Linked DNA regions of Homo sapiens: region 2 is linked to region 1. Evidence: read pairs that join two places in POLR2A ChIA-PET (ENCODE). Cell type or tissue: MCF 10A. All regions are shown on one strand. Each heading gives the region's core, and the rest is flanking DNA. Links, peaks and the distances in the headings are about the cores only. Region 1 overlaps BAIAP2 (BAR/IMD domain containing adaptor protein 2). Region 2 has its middle 25 kb from the start of NPTX1.

Evidence for each region. Peaks named below come from ENCODE experiments on the same cell type or tissue, not always from the same donor. Only the 100,000 strongest peaks of a DNase experiment are listed, where the experiment ranks them.
Region 2: POLR2A ChIA-PET joins it to region 1 with 5 read pairs; 1 of 35 experiments calls an interaction of 5 or more read pairs at or near these places.

The regions. Positions count from the first base shown.
Region 1 is chr17:81,037,974-81,042,973 of GRCh38, reverse strand. All of the region lies in intron 1 of BAIAP2 (BAR/IMD domain containing adaptor protein 2), which reads right to left. Among named protein-coding and RNA genes, the nearest start is that of BAIAP2, 5.3 kb to the right of the region's middle. RefSeq lists an enhancer at 3,200-3,751. In MCF 10A, for the core only: a CTCF peak has its summit at 1,976 (motif pointing left); a DNase peak (open chromatin) is centred at 2,553.
Region 2 is chr17:80,495,862-80,508,311 of GRCh38, reverse strand. No RefSeq gene overlaps it. Among named protein-coding and RNA genes, the nearest start is that of NPTX1, 25 kb to the right of the region's middle. In MCF 10A, for the core only: no CTCF peak of the experiment used is centred there; DNase peaks (open chromatin) are centred at 6,121 and 6,711.

The DNA.
Region 1 (5,000 bases), core at 1-5,000:
AGGCAGAGGCTGCAGTAAGCCAAGGTCACACCACTGCACTCCAGCCTGGGTGACAGAACAAGACTCTGTCTTAAATAAATTAAATTAAATTAAATTAAAATAAAAGCCCCGCCTGGAAGCAGCAAGGCCACTCTGCCCGCCACTAGCAGCATCCACCCAGACCAAGCTTGGCTCTGGGTGAGACAAACCCTCTACTGGACAGATTCCAGCTCCTGCGGCTAGGGGACACCCTCTCCCCCACCACCATCCCCACCCCCATTCTAATGTCAAGATGTCGCTGTTTTCCGGCACAGGCACCTGTGCTACCCCAGCGCATTCCACCATTCACGTCCTGCGACTCCCACTGGGGCAGCCATGACAAGCAGGCGGTCACCTGGCATGGCCCACCTGCTGACTGTCCCCTGCCACAACCAGGCAGGGGCACGCCTGGACAGCTCAGTGTACAAAACACATAAGGACCATCCGAAGAAGGAACAGGAGGCCTGGCCGTTGTCTGAAAACCTGCTGATCAAGAAAGCACCAGGGTGCGTTTGCTCACACATGTAATCCCAGCACTTTGGGAGGCCAAGGTGGGAGGACTGCTTGAGCCTAGGAGTTCAAGACCAGCCTGGGCAACATAGCAAGACCTCATCTCTACCAAAAATTAAAATAAAAAAAAAAATTAGCCAGGCACACAGGTGGGGCACGCCTGTGGTCCTAGCTACTCAGGTGGCTGAGGCAGGAGGACTGTATAAGCCTAGGAGTTTCAGGCTGCAGTTGAGGTGAGATCACACCATTGCCTTCCGGGCTGGGAAACAAAGCAAGACTCTGTCTCCAAAAAAAAAAAAAAAAGAAAAAAGAAAAGAAAAAAAAAAGTGCCAGTAACAAAAATGGAAGAGCAGGGGCTTGGAAGAAAATCTCAGAGACATACTCAGGAGGTGTTCTGGCATTGGCACCCCTGACGGCTCAGGGGCAGGTGCCCAGTGGACAAGCACACTGACAGCCCAGAGCTGAAATGTGACTCAGAAGTCAAACTCTTCATGAAAAATAAGTTTTAAGAAAACCCTACCAATTTACTTCACATGAATTCAATATATGATTATTGAAAAATCTACCCAAACAGGGCCAGGCGCAGTGGCTCATGCCTGTAATCCCAGCACTTTGGGAGCCCGAGGTGGGTGGATCACCTGAGGTTGGGAGTTCGAGACCAGCCTGACGAACATGGAAAAATCCCACCTCTACTAAATATAAAATTAGCCAGGCGTGGTGGCGCATGCCTGTAATCCCAGCTACTTGGGAGGCTGGGGCAGGAGAATCACCTGAACCCGGGAGGCGGAGGTTGCAGTGAGCCGAGATCACGCCACTGCACTCCAGCCTGGGCAACAAGAGCAAAACTCCGTCTCCAAAAACAAAACAAAAACAAAACAGAAAAAACAAAAAACAAACAAAAAACGAAAAAACACTACCCAATTATAAGACAACTGTTCCAGTAAGTATAAAATAAAAACTCTAAGCAAGAGCAAAAGCACCCTGTTGTAACTGACAGCCTTTCCCCCAACAAGGGGTCCCCAGCACCTCATGGCCCAGGACATCAGATCTCATGGTGCCGCGTGCATCCCACCCCTGCCCATCAGAGTGAGGACTAGAGCACTGAGGATACCAAGGCTGGTGCCACCTGACCTGGGACAGGCCCCAGAGCCTCCAGGGACCCTGGGAGCATCCTGCCCGCTGTACCCACTGCCCAGGGAGCAAGATTTGGCCAAGGTCATATGGCCAGGGGACTGGCCAGGCAAGACTCCTCCCGGCAGGCCTGGCAGGAAGCCCAAGGACCAGGCAGCATTTTCCAAAGCTCAGGGGTGACCAAACCAAGAGCCAGCAGACAAGGCTCTATAGCGTGAGTCAAAAAGACCAGGGGCAGATGGGGGTTAACTTGAGGGAGGTGCTGGGGGCGCCACTGTGCCTGACAGGCAGAAACGGGCCCCCGCCAGAGGCAGATCCCCAGCCTCCTGCCCCCTAGAGGGGACTCCTCAGCACAGCATGGGCTCAGGCCCTACCTCCCCACCATCTCCACAGCCTCCTCCACTCTTGCTCCCTGGGCTTTCTGGTCCCCTTGTTGCAGGACCAACACCAAGAGCCCCTGGGCCACAGTAGGAGAAATAGCCCTCAGCCTGCCTAGGCCAGCCCCACACCAGGGCCACCTCCTCAGCCTGCACTGCCCACAGCCCTGGGAAACAGGGATTCCAACTGCATGTGGTGTGAGCTGCCACCACCTCCAGGGAGCTCTCAGAGGGCCCAGGCCACCGCCCGGGGAGCAAACCCTCAGCAAAGGCGGGACAGTGATTCAAGCATGAATGCTCCAGAATCCAGAAACAAGATGTGTTCATTCCCAAATACCGATGGGCCCCTCACAGGCTGGCCGCCGTTCCATGCCCAAAGGAGGAATCCGTGGGCAGGACAGATCAAGCCCTTGCAGTCACAGAGCCAAACGGGTCCCTTCTCGGCCTCCCTTTCTGCCTCTGGGTTGAGGCCCCTCAAGTCATTGTGCAGCTGTACAGGCACAGCCAGGGGCCAGGAATGAATCAGCGCTCGGGGGAGGTGGAAGTGCGTTGGAGGCCGGTGCCAGCACCATCCCCGCCTGCCTGTAATTACTAGGGATCTTAGCGCAGGCTGTGGGGGGCGGCTGACGGCGCCGGCCGCCCAAGTGCAGAGCTTCCAGGGGACCACGGGCTCTGTGCAGCCACAAAGATGCTTCCCTATCCTGGGGCCTCAAAGAAAGTCACCAGACAAGGTGGCTGGGAAGGCAACACAGGGCAGACTCTGGCTCAATGTAAGGAAGGACAGGAGCCAGCCTCAACCAGCAGTCAGTGGCACCCCGCCTCCACAGACGGTGGCGAGTGTCCCCACCCATGGTGGCACCCACAGGCAACACTAGCCCAGGGCAGCTGGCAGAGAGGGCCATGCAAGGCTGGGTGGAGACAAGTGGTGATGTCCAGCTCTGCTCACCACCTGCCACTCCTGCAGTGACGCTGGGGTTGCTCCCCTGACCAGGGCCCAGACCTGTGAACTGGGGAGAAGGGTGAACCGGGCTTCAGCCTCCCGGCCAGTCTGCCTCCTGGAGCTCGGAAGGAGGACAGGCCCCTCCTATTCAATGGCCAGGTCACACACCAGCCCTCCCCTGCAAGACCACCTATCCTGGACAGTTCAGCCCATGGTGCCTGTAGCCAGCAGACAGGTCTTGGCCCTCAGGTCTCCACCTTTGGAAGCTTCAGTCGAAGACAAGGCAGCAACAGGAACACAGCTCCCAGCAGCCCCCACCCACTGCCCTCCCATCTAACGGTGGCCCCTGAAAGCCCAGGGCAGCACCAGCCTTCACTTTAATCCTGAACCTCAGGTCCACTCGGGCAGTACCACGAGCCAACCAATCTCCCCAACGAAGAATACTTGCTCAAGGCAAGGCTGTGGGGACAGCAGGCACGGGCAGGACACTCTCCCCCAAGCAGCCCACAACTCCACAAGCGCCACATCCCAGAACGCCTGGCCACATCCATCGGTAGACACGGACTTCATGCAGCCACCAACGGCACAGCAGGCATGGGACACCAAGCGAACGCTGGACGCCACCTGGAGCCAGCAGGCATGGGACGCTGAGCAAGCACCAGCAGAAGGGTTGTACACCCTGGAGCCAACAACCGGCAGGACAGTGCCTGGGGCCAAAGCCCACACAGGCTGGGCAGCCCAGAGGGCAGCATGACACGGCAGCCGGTCTTTGTGCCCTGGCCACCCCACCAAGGGGACCACATCAGCACTGCTCCTGGGAGACGTGCCCCCTGCTAAAGGCTGGCGGTGGCGAGGGCGGGTAACACAGACATGCACATGTAGAGAAAATGCAGGCCAGGTCTACTCAGTGACAGCAGACCCAGCCACCCTGCGGCAAGATGGTGCCCATGGGGGCCACCCCAGGAAGTATCCTTAAACACAAAGCACTGCATGCACGTGTGCACACACGGACACACATACACATGTACACGCGCACGGAGCTGGGTCCAGCACTGTGATTTCTCTCCTCCTCAGGTGCCGGGTCTGCTGCCCCCCCCACCCAGGAAGGCGACTCCAATGCCAGGAGGTGCCTGTCAGCAGGAGGTGCCTGTCAGAGACCACCCCCCACCGTCTCCAAATGGAGGGGATGGTGAGCTCTGCACACCCCAGGAAGAAGCTGGATGTGGCAGAGAGGAACAGCCAGGCCCGGGCAGCCGGGCACGGAGCAGAAAAGCCGGCAGTGTGCTCCCTGCCACCCAGCACATGACGCCCACCACCTGGCGCCAGCCCTTACCAATCACACCAGAGGCGGCAAACCCAACTGGCTCCTGGCTCCAGGAACCCTGTGGCACCCGTCTCCTCGAAGCACGGCTGCGGCCCCGCCAGGCTGGCTTCCCCACCAGCTGCTAGAGTGACCAGCCAGGGCCAAGAGCCTCGGCACAAGGAAGGCCATGGCCACGTCTGCAACAGGGACTCCTCCTCCTCCCCAGATGCTCTCTCAACCTCACATATTCTAGGACAGGCTGTGGGCCAATGGCACTATGCCCAGAGAAGGTGGTGGAGCCGCCACACTCCAGGTCATGGGTCACCTGGGAGCCAGGGCTTCTCTGCGGACACGAGACCTTGAGGAAAACACCCACCTGACATTCTCCTGGCATTCCAGGAGACACAGCCAGCCAGGGAGCCAGCCCCTCAGCACACAGGGATGCACGGGGCTTCCCCAAGAGGGCTGCAGCTTCAGTAGCCTTAATTCCAAAGGCCACCGGGGGAGGCAGATTCCAGCACTCCATCCCTCCATCTGGGCCACTACCCAGGGCAACCTGAGCAAGCGCTGGGCCCGGGCTCCTGTGGAGGAAGGGGTCTTCCGCGCCTTGCCCTCCCAACACCTGCAGGGCCCAGCCCACGCAGTGCCCCCAGAAGGTCTGAGATTATGTTCTCGGCAAACACCGGGAAGCCGTTCCACTCCCCTCCCCTTCATCTTCCAT
Region 2 (12,450 bases), core at 3,612-8,611, 540 kb after region 1:
TTGAGTGCACAGTTCAGTGGCATTAAGTTAATTTACGTTGTTATGCAACCATCACCACCATTCATTTCCAGAACTCTTTTCATCTTACAAAACTGAAACTCTGCACCCATTAAATGACAACTCCACATTCCCCTCCCCAGCCCTGGCAACCTCCATTCCACTTTCTATCTCTATTTTTCTGGCTGCTCTAAATACATCATAGGGCCAGGCATGGTGGCTCATGCCTGTAATCCCAGCACTTTGGGACGCCAAGGCGGGTGGCTCACCTGAGATCAAGAGTTCAAGACCAGCCTGGCCAATGTGGTGAAACCCTGTCTTTACTAAAAATACAAAAATTAGCTGGGTGTGGTGGCAGGCTACTGTAATCCCAGCTACTCAGGAGGCTGAGGCAGGAGAATCGCTTGAACCCAGGAGGCAGAGGTTGCAGTCAGCCAAGATTGCACCACTGCACTCTAGCCTGGGCAACAGAGCGAGACTCCATCTCAAAAATAATAACAATAATAAAATAAATACCTCATAGACGTGGAATTATACAGTATTTGCCCCTTTGTGACTGCCTTATTATTTATTTATTTATTTCAGACGGGGTCTGTGTTGCCCAGGCTGGAGTGCAGTGGCACAATCTCGGTTCACTGTTGCCTCCGCCTCCAGGGTTCAAGTGATTCTCATGCATCAGCCTCCTGAGTAGCTGGGACTACAGGCATGTGCTACCAAATCTGGCTAATTGTTTTGTTTGTTTTGTTTGTTTTTGTATTTTTTGGTGGAGACAGGGTTTCACCATGTTGCCCAGGCTGGTCTTGAAATCCTGACCTCAAGTGATCTGCCTGCCTCAGCCTCCCAGAGTGTTGGAATTACAGGTATGAGCTACCACCCCCGGCCAGCGACTGGCTTATTTCACTTAGCATGTCTTGAGATTCATCCATGTTGTAGCACGAGTCAGAATTTCCTTCCTTTGTGTATGCTGGGGGAGGCGTTTTCCTGCTCTCTTGCCCAGGCTGGAGTGCAGTGGTATGATCACAGCTCACTGCAGCCTCAACTCCTGGGCTCAACCAATCCTCCCACCTCAGCCTCTCAAGTAGCTGGAACCACTGGCATGTGCCACCACATCTGGCTGATTTTTTTTGTTTTTTTGTATAGAGACAGGATCTCACCATGTTGCCCAGGCTGGTCTTGAACTCCTGGGCTCAAGCAATCCTCCTGCCTCGGCCTCCCAAAGTTCTGGGGTTATAGGTACAGTTGTGAGCCACTGCACCCGACCTCTGAATTTTCTTCCTTTTTCAGGGCTAAATAATACCCCGTTGTACGTACATACCACATTGCTTTACCCATTCATGCGCCCATGGACATCTGGGTTGTTTCCACATTTTGGCTGTTGTGAATAGTGCTGCTATAAACACAAGTGTACAAACATTTCTTTGAGACTGCTTCGTTTCTTTTCTTTTCTTTTTTGAGATGGAGTTTTGCTCCTGTCGCCCAGGCTGGAGTACAGTGGTGCCATCTTGGCTCACTGTAACCTCTGCCTCCCAGGTTCAAGCGATTCTCCTTCCTCAGCCTCTCAAGTAGCTGGGATTACAGGGATGCACAACCACACCTGGCTAATTTTTGTATTTTTAGTAGAGATAGGGTTTTGCCATGTTGGCCAGGCTGGTCTCAAACTCCTGACTTCAGGTGATCCACCCGAAGTGGTGGGATTACAGGCGTGAGCTACCACACCCGGCCAATTTTTTATATTTTTAGTAGAGACGGGGTTTCACCATGTTGGCCAGGCTAGTCTCAAACTCCTGACCTCAGGTGATCCACCCGCCTCGGACTCCCAAAGTGCTGGGATTACAGGTGTGAGCCACCGCACCTGGCTGAGACTGTTTAGTTTCAGAGGCTTCAGTTGTTCACCTAATGATCCCTTTTTCAAAGTAGTTGTTTTTGTTTTATTTATTTTTTCAAGACAGGGTCTCCCTCTGTCACCAGGCTGGAGTGCAGTGATATGATCATCGCTCATTGCAGCTTCGAACTCCCTGGCTCAAGCAATCCTCCCACCTCAGCCTCCTGAGTAGCTGGGGCTACAGGCATGTTCCACCACACCCAGTTAATTTCTACATTTTTTGTAGAGGTGGGGTCTCACCATGTTGTCTAGGCTGGTCTCGAACCCTGGGGCCCAAGTGATCCTCCTGCCTTGGCCTCCCGAAGTGCTGGGATTACAGGCGTGAACCACCGTGACTGGCCTCAAAGTAGTTGTTTTAAAATTCAGAGTCTCCTTTGGGCTTTTTTCTTTCTTTCTTTTTTTGAGACAGAGTTTCACTCTTGTTGCCCAGGCTGGAGTGCAATGGCGTGATCTGGGCTCACCGCAACCTCTGCTTCCCGGGTTCAAGCGATTCTCCTGCCTCAGCCTCCGGAGTAGCTGGGATTTCAGGCGTGTGCCACCCCACCCGGCTAATTTTTTTGTATTTTTAGTAGAGACAGGGCTTCTGCATGTTGGCCAGGCTGGTCTTGAACTCCCGACCTCAGGTGATCCGCCCGCCTCGGCCTCCCAAAGTGCTGGGATTACAGGCGTGAGCCAGCTCACCCGGGCTTTGAGCTCTTAAATGCATAGTGAGCCCTGCCTTTGCCCAGCCCTGGCCAGTGCTAAGAACTTTACATGCATTGCCTCACCTCATCTGCACAGAAGAGGGTTTCTATTAATATTACTATCCTCATTTTATTGATAAGGAGCTGAGGTATAGAGAAAATAAAAAGCGCGTCCAAGGTTACACATTCGGTAACTTGCTGGGGAAGTTTTGAAGCCAGACACTCGGATGCCTGCGCCCACATTCTAAACCACTTTGCTCGATGGCTTAGCGTTCCTGGGAAAATGGAGAGGCAGGCACCATTGTCATTGTGTGGAAAAACTCAAGTCACAGACAACTTAAGCGGCTCTGAAGGCCACAGGGCTGTTTTCTCTGACTCCCGTCCCGAGTTTTAGAAGCTGCAGTACAATTATTCACAGACATTTCTTTCCTCTTCCCTCACTGCCTCTCCAGACACTGTGTCCCTAGGATGTTCCTTGTTCGGAATCCAGCCTCATCAGCCATCCCACGGCCCGACAGAAGCATCCTGACATCATCAATCCACAAGAGACCAAACGTCTGCTGAGCCCAGAATGAATCAGACAAGAGAAAGGTTAGGCGGCCAGGGGGAGCTAAAAGCCCCTAAAAGTTTAAAGAGATCCTACCAAATGGGTGGTTGGCTCCCACAGAGATTAGTTTTAATCAATTATTAAGCAATAGTTTAATATTTTAAGAGTCTGCTCAATCACAGAGAAATGAAAACATTTCATGACTTTTTTCCCTACATCTTCCAAAGCAAAAAATGTAAAGCAAGTGTACCTCCAGTGACACATTTTTAAAAAATTCTTTCTATTGAAATAATGGAATGTCTTTATTTTTTTTTAACTTCTTTTGTATTTGCCACACAGCCTGGCCTGAGTGGGTGCTGACCAGACACTCACTGAGCAGATGGGGTCCTGACTGCCTGAAGCTGGAGCACCCTGCTTTGTTTGGGGAGGTACCATAATGCCCTAACCTGCTCCTGGCTACTAACCATGGTGCCACAGTCTGTCCTGGAAGCCTCTGGAAGCTGGACACATGGGAAAGTCTCAGCATCTCCACTCTTTTCCCCACTCCCCCAGCCCCCACTTTCAGAGCCAATAATTTAGGAACTGGGAAGCAGCTGACAGAGGGCAGTGGGAGAGGGAAGGGTTAAACACTGTTCCCATCTACACGATGAACTCTGAAATAAGAGAGGTCCTGGACTCCCATTTTATGCTGCAATTAATTCTCCCTTTGGAGTCTGATACAATGTGCCTTTTTCCCTCTGTGCATCCATCCATGGATCCACCTACCCACCCATCCATCCACCATCCATCATCCGCCCATCCCTCAATCCATTCACCTATCTATCCACCAATCCACCCATCCTTCCACCCAGCCATCTATCCACCCATCCCTTCATTCACCCTACCATCAATACATTCACCCATCCCTCCATCCACCCATCTACCCCTACCATCCATCATCCCTCCATCCACCCATCCCTCCATTCATCCACCCATTCACCCATCCCTTCATCCACCCATATATTCATCCATTCATCCATCCATCCATTCATCCCTCTCTCCATCATCCATCCACTCCTCCCTCTATCCACCTATCCACCATCCCTCCATCCACACATCCACCCATCCACTCATCCCTCCATCCACCTATCCACCCATCCCTCCATCCACTTATCCATACACACACCCATCCACCCACCCACCCACACCTCCATGCCTCCATCCATCCTTCCATCTACCCATCCACCCATCCCTCCATCCACCCATCCCCTTATCCACCCATCTATTCATCCACTCATCCATCCATCCACTCATTCCTCTCTCCATCATCCCTCCACCCCTCCCTCTATCCATCCGTCTACCTATCCACCATCCTCCATCCACACATCCACCCATCTACCCATCCCTCCATCCACTTATCTATACACACAACAATCCATCCATCCATCCACCCACCCCTCCACCCCTCCATCCATCCTTCCATCTACCCATCTACCCATCCCTCCATCCACCCATTCACCCATCCCTTTATCCACACATCTGTTCATCTACTCATCCATCCATCCACTCATCCCTCTCTCCATCATCCACCCACCCCTCCCTCTATCCATCCATCCACCTATCCACCATCCCTCCATCCATGTATCCACCCATCCACCCATCCCTCCATCCCCCTATCCACCCATCCCTCCATCCACCTATCTACCCATCCCTCCATCCACTTATCCATACATGCTCCCATCCATCCGTCCATCCACCCCTCTACCCCTCCACCCATCCCTCCATCCACTTATCCATACATGCTCCCATCCATCCGTCCATCCACCCCTCTACCCCTCCACCCATCCCTCCATCTACCCATCCACCCATCCCTCCATCCACTTATCCATACACACTATTCATCCACCCCTCCATCCCTCCATCTATCCACCCATCCCTCCATCCACACATCCACCCATCCACCCCCCATAATCCAATCACCTCCTACCAGGTCCCTCCCTTCACACGTGGGGATTATGGGGATTACAATTCAAGATGAGATTTGGGTGGGGACACAAAGCCAAATCATATCACCCACCTACCCATCCACCTACCCACCCACCCATCCACCTACCCACCCATCCATGTAACAACATGTACCAGGGGCCCAGCTCTAAGCCAGGTGCTCAAGGATTCACTGTCTGGAGCAGAGACACACCTGGACCCCTACATGCCATCCAGGGTGCTGGGTGCTAAAGCAAAATGTCCTCAAGGTATGTTGAGCACAAGGAAGACAAGAGCCCCTCTGTGGGGCAGGTGGCCCTGACAGAGAAGGGTCTCTTCACTCAGTTCAAGAATACCACATAGGCAGACCAGCTGAGGTGTGGGGCAGAGGGAGTGAGACATGGGCCCTCCAGCCTGGGGCTTGTCTGTTCCAGCCCCAGCACGCTCTGCCCTTCCAGTATCCACTTTCCTCTCCTGTTAAATAAGGACGCTCCAGCCTTTGCCTTGGGCCATGCAGCGTGGGGTCACCTGGAAGCGGTCTGCACACTGGGCAGGCCCCAGCATTTCCTAGCTGCCCCTGTCTTCCTGGGGAAGCACATGGGTGGGGGGAGCAAGGCTACGAGGCCTTCCTGCAGATCATTCAAATGCATTTGCTGCATCCAGACCACGCCATGCCTTCATTAATGGAGACCTTCAAGATTGCTCTGTTTGCCTCAAAGCCACCCACTCTGCAGTGACGTCCGATCCAAAGTTTTTGCAAAGTTTGCAAAGTTTTCAGAAATGGGCCAGCACTTTAAACTCCAACTGCTTCTGCCCAGAATTTTCTCTTCCTCCACACAGCTGCCCCCAGACACCCCAGCTTCCATTCACGGTGAAGGCCTTGCCTCGCAGCAGTAACGTAAGAACCTGCTTTTGGGTTTTCTGAACTCCAAGCCTCACTAACCAAGGGGCACTTTATAATTGATTTGCCTCCATAAAATTCACAAGTGACTAATACACCCAAGAATTCCCAAGCCGCTCCTGGCTATGAGTTCCAACGTAATCCGTGTGTGCGCTGTCTGCGTCGGACGTCACCGCAGAGTGGGTGGCTTTGAGGCAAGAGCCGTGGTGCAGGAACACACTGGCAGAGCCCGGGCAGAGCCTTTCCTACATCTTTTGGTTTCGATAACAGGGTTTGCTTTAAGTCTTCAGCCAGGGGACCTGTATATCCTAAAGACAGTATGTAAAATATTTATTAAGAAGAGTATCTATTTTTAACTAGGGATGATTTCAGTTCTATTATTCATGCAGCCTCGGAGGGCAGGCTTCATGCTTGTCTGCTTGCAGGAGACGTGAAACAGAGCAGAGGCGAGTCTGAAATCAGAGACCAGGGCCTGGGGGAGGGCAGCGGGGGATTCCGAGCAGGAGAGGTGGGAGCCGTAGTGGATGGTACCTGCCTGGTTCCAGCCAAACCTCCACATTCGGGTCACTCTGTCTCTGAGATGTGGTGAAAGCTTTGGCTTCATTTTAAAAACAAAGTTATCTGCACCCCCTGCTAGTCCTTTTGAGGCTCCTCCTCTAGAGACGCCTCGGCGTGTAGGAGTCACCTGAACAACGCCCCGTGCAGCCTGTGGAGCCCAGGATAAGGCATCCCATTAAAGACAAGCACCTGCTTCCCGGCAGGCCCCACGCTGACAAGGTCTCAAAAAACAAGCTGGAACCTGTCAGAACCCAAAGAGAACACACTCAGCTACCCGCTGAGCCGAGAGCCATGGCGGGTGTCTGGTGAAGGTGCCAGGGTGAAGACCTGCTGAGGGACAAGGTTAGGACACCCTCTGCCCCCTCGAAATTTCTGTGTGTTTGTTTTTTTTTTGAGAGGGAGTCTTGCTCTGTCACCCAGGCTGGAGTGCAGTGCGTGATCTCGGCTAGCTGCAAGCTCCGCCTCCCGGGTTCACACCATTCTCCTGCCTCAGCCTCCCGAGTAGCTGGGACTACAGGCGCCCACCACCACACCCGGCTATTTTTTTGTATCTTTAGTAGAGACGGGGTTTCACTGTGTTAACCAGGATGGTCTCGATCTCCTGACCTTGTGATCCACCTGCCTCGGCCTCCCAAAGTGCTGGGATTACAGGCGTGAGACACAGCGCCCGACCGCCCCCTCGAAATTTCTAAGTACAAAGCTGCCGAACATCTGGGCACCTACAGCAGGAGCCTCCTGCACACCGAGTGGAGGTGATGACCAAGGGTGCTGAGGGCAGGAGGACCAAAGCTGAGTCCTAGATCACTTGGAACAGCCTTGGGACCCGGAGGCAGTCCCTTCACCCTTCTTAGCCTCTGTATTCTCAACTGTAAGTGGGGAACCCCAGAACATGCATCTCCTGGGAGGTTACGCATCACGGAAGACGCTCTGCCAGGATATCCAGTCCCTCCGTCTGCAAATAAGGAGGCGGGGGAGGGAGGGAGATGGACAGGCAGGGGGACATTCCCATTTGGCGCCTTCTGTTCCACACACACTGTTTCATTTGATTCCCTCCCATGCCTCTGCATTTTGCACTGGAGATGAGGGCTCAGTCCCCAGAGACCCCGTTCCTCCTCACTCACACCCGAGACAGCTTCAGAGAGGCGGGTCCTACCAGGGTCAACGTCCTCACAGGCAATGACTCTCCTGGGGATGGCAGCCGGTGCCTGCTGACCACGCATCCAGAGTCTCCTCCTCTCTGGGCGCCCCTTCTTATTTCGGGAGTGGGCAGATCGGGAGCCTCCCCACAGGCAGCCCCTGGGAAGCACACTCTGGGCCTGGCGCCCAGACTGCAGCTCCAATTCCTTCCTTGCCAGCCTGACCTTGCCCGGTGGAATCAGAGCAGCTGATGAGGCGGGGAGGGAAGGAGGCCCACGCCCAGAGGTTCCAGAACCATCAGGGGCACACACTCAGAAACCAAGGAGGCACGGACCGGAACATGTAGGTCAGCGCCAGAAGGCCCCGTGTGAAACCCAATTACAACCTGCCGGCAGGAAGGGAGCGTGGTGTCCTCAGACCTCGGGGAAGGTTGCGGGGTCAGCATGGCTGCAGTCAAGCTGGCTCTGCTCACCCTGGCATGCAGGCTCTGGGGCTCAGATCCCTGAATGGGCTGGCCATGGCCACCTGGGGCCCCCTGACTCCATGGAGGAGAGCAGGAGGGGGCAGGAGGGAACAGGAGAGGGCAGGAGGGGGCAGGAGGGGGCAGAGCTTCTCTTCCCTCTTAGGGCTGCCTGGGGAGGGCCAAGGAACGCGTGTCCTGTTCTGGGGGCTCCCTTGCTGGCCTGTTCTGCCCCCCTCCCTCTGGCCTCTTTGCTCTTGCTCCTGGGAAGCACACAGCTCGAGCAGACCCACAGTGCAGGGGTCACCACGCTCTCAGCCTGGGCCTCAATCTCAAACTCAAGGCCAGCCCACAACTCCCCCCAGACCTCCCCACCCTAGCATGGCTCTCAGGTATCCTCAAGGAAACCCCCGCCTTTGCTGCTCCTCACCCAGCTTCGGGCACTGCTTTCTGATTGGCCTCCCATCTCCCACTCCCTTTCGTCTTTGCCGCTCCTGTGACTCTCCTGGCCACAGCTCTCGCCTGTGCCCTCACTGCTCCCAGGTTCAGCGGCTCCCCACAACCTCTTGAAAACACACATGGAAAGTTATTCTGTCTTGGAGTCACAAGGTCACATTGCGGGGGCCTTGATAAAGATCTGTCCGGTTCCATTTGTTTATCATGAGCATGTATTTTTTGCTTTAAAAAGGATAGTGTTATTCAGTATAAAAGTAATCAAAGAAAATGTGCCTGTAGCCATTTTTAAAGGAAGGAAGGAAGGCGGAGGCGCAAGGCTAGGTGGGCAGCTGTTGGAGACGTGGCCTGGGGCCCCACTCACCCTCTGAGCCCTCTTGGATTCAAGCCTGAGGGGTCCACCTCATCCAGCCTGATGCCAGGCCTCCAGCCATGCCTCCCACCTCCTCCACCCGGCGGAAGCTGAACCCACTGGGGAACTTTGCCACCTGGCCCACGTTCAGTTTCCACCTTTGAGCTAGGATGAGATCAGACTCCCTGCCAGGGGTGGGAAGCAGGAGCCTCATCTGGGTTGGGTAGGAGATGGCGAGGCCTTACAGGCACATGGGGTGCTCACTGAGTTCTGAGCTCCACACACAGACCTCTCCCCTGACTGCCTGCGAGGTTTGAGTTCCGGGCGTGACAGAGCCGAGGGCTATATGTCTGGCAGCCCCCAGGGCTGGTGCCAGCGGCTCTGAGCCCAGCACCCAGGAGTAGATAATCACCATCTCTCATCTGCACACTGGAGACCAAGACCTTGTGCCACCCGTCCAGGGACACGGCCAGCACACAGCAACAGGACTTGAACCAGGGTCAGCCTGGCTCCAAATTTGAACTGCAACTGTTAGGGGTGCTCCGCCCGGGGCACATTGCCAGGCACCCCCGTCTGTTTGCAGCCCAGAGAGTAAGAGGCACCTAACCCAGAACCGGAGAACTCCAGAGGCTCCCCTCCCGCCCTGCTCTTGGCCAGTGAGGGCAGCTTGCAGCACGCCAGGGCGCTCCCAGGTGGAAACGCCACATGAAGCCTACTAATGGCCAAGTTCCTGCCTTTATTTATGTCCCTCTGCGGAGAGGCTTGAGGCTTCCCAGCAGCAAAACACTTTAAAAACGATAAAGAGACGCTGGATCCCGACCACAGGAATCCTGGAGGCTGGAGACACTGAGCCATAGCTGGTGCCCAGCTTTGAGGACGGCGGCCTCCCGAACTGTGGCCAGGAAGACAGGCCGGGCTCCCTCGGCCAGGGGAGGAGGGAGGAGCAGAGGGAGACAAGAAGACAAAGCCAGACCCCACGCACGCCCCGGCCGGCCTGTGTCGGCACCACCACGGTGGCCCGGAAGTCTGTTACGGGCGACATGCCATGCTTTGCATAATTCCACTCCTACAGCTCCCCAGCAATCCTGAGTTTTGTTCTCGCGCTATTTCAGATACGGCCACTGGTGTTCAGAGGTTAATGTGTGCAAGGACCCACAGCAGGCGACCGGAGCAGCCAGGATCCAAACCCAGGCACGGTGGGGGAACTGCGGCCTTAGCCGTGACGCAGCCCGGCCTTATGGCAGGCGAATTCCTGTGATGCTGCCCCAGCACACACTCACATATACACACAACACACACATATACACACAACACACACACTCACATATACACAACACACACACAGAGGCACACTCACATATACATACAACACATACATATACACACAACACACACACACAGGCACACTCACATATACACACAACACACACACACAGGTATACTCACATATACATTACTCACAGGCACACTCACATGACCACATCCTCTTCCTATACACTCACACACATGCTCACAAACACAAAAAAACACTTTTTTTTTTTGAGACGGAGTTTTACTGTTACCCAGTGCAGTGTCGTGATCATAGCTCACTGCAGCTTCAACCTTCCTGTCTCAAGTGATCCTCCTGCCTCAGTCTCCTGAGTAACTGGGACTATAGGCATGCATCACCATGCCCAGCTAATTTTTTATTTTTTGTTGTAGAGACAGACTCTCGATATGTTGCCTAGGCTGGTCTTGAACTCCTGGGCTCAAGCAGTCTGTCCACCTCAGCCTCCCAATTATACACTAGGATTACAGGCATGAGCCACTGTGCCTGGCCCCACATCCTCTTTCTATACACGCACACACAAACACACACACACAACCATGTCCTCTTTCTACATGCACAGACACACAACTACACTCTGTTTCTAAACACACACACACACACGCCACCTCTTTTTCCAGTGACCTATCTTTGCTTCAGACACCAGCACCTTGGAGGCCTCCAGCTACAGACTCACCTGCTCGAGGTGTTGCTTGATAACAGCTGAAACAGCTTCCTCCATCAGCCCAGGTTGTCAGTTGCAAGGAGCAAAACCTACCTGTGGTTAACTGAAGCAGAAGAGGGAGTTGACGGAAAGGTAGTGGTTGCCTCAAAGATGAAAGAGACTCCAGGAGAACCGAGTTTGGGCAGGACTTCCCCAGGCTCAGGGACGTGAAGGCAGAAATGCGCCCCTGAGAACACTGTACCCCTCAGGTGGTCAGGACCCAGGCGGCCATAGGTTTTGCTGCAGTAACACACAGGCTTGAGATACCACCTGCTCTAAGCGGCAGCTGTTCTTTCTGGTTCTTTCCCACAGTAGGTTCATCGTGGATCAGCAGGAGGCCTCCTTCCACTTCATCACCTAGGGATCTAGCCACCATGCCAGAGGGAAGAGAAAGAGCAACTGGGGGTGGGGGGTTCTTAAGGCTCCCGATTCAATGAGCTCTGGACAGGGGCGAGGGGCTGGAGATTGAGTTGATCACCAACTGCGGATGATTTAATCAAGCACGACTGTGTGATGCAGCCTCCGTAAAAAGCCCTAAACATGGGGTTCAAAGAGCTTCTGGGTTGGGGAACAGGTCAAGGTGCTGGGGAGGGCATGGAAGCTTGGTGCCTCTTCCCCCGTATCTTGTCCTATGCATCTCTTCTTTGTGGCTGTTTCTGAGTTGTAGCCCTTATAATAAACCAGCAATAGTAAGTAAAGCACTTTCTTGAGCTCTGTGAGTCATTCTAGTAAACTGTTGAACCTGAGATGGGGGTTATGGGAACCCTGATTTATAGCCAGTCAACCAGAAGAACTGGTGACAACCTGGGACTTGTCATTGGTGTCTGAAGGAGGGGGCAATCTTGTGGGACTGACCCTTAAATGTGAGGTCTGTGCTAACTACAGGTAGTCAGTGTAAGAATTGAAGTGAGTTGTAGGCCACCCAGCTGTCTGGAAAGTTGAAGAACTGGTCGATGTAGGAAAAAAAAAAAAAACCCTCACACATTTGGTGTCAGAGTGTGAGTAAAACTAGTTCAGAATGGTGATGACACTCAGCTGGGCATGGTGGCTCATGCCTGTAGTCCTAGCACTTTGGAAAGACAAGATGGGTGGATCATTTGAGGTCAGGAGTTCGAGACCAGCCTGACCAACATGGTGAAACCCCATCTCTACTAAAAATACAAAAAATTAGCTGAGCGTGGTGGTGGGTGCCTGTAATCCCAGCTACTCAGGAGGCCAAGGCAGGAGAATCACTTGAACCCAGGAGGCGGAGGTTGCAGTGAGCTGAGATCACGCCACTGCACTCCAGCCTGGGTGACAGAGTGAGACTTTGTCTCCAGAAAAAAAAAAAAAAAAAAAAAGAAGGAATGGTGATGACCCTCCTTTGGTGCATCCATCACAGCTCATGTCTTCCAGAGAGCCTTCTATAAAGCCTGGGAATAAAACAGGCCACACAGACGCTGGGGAGGGAGAGCATAGTGCCAGCGACCCACAGAGTTGGGGTGGGGA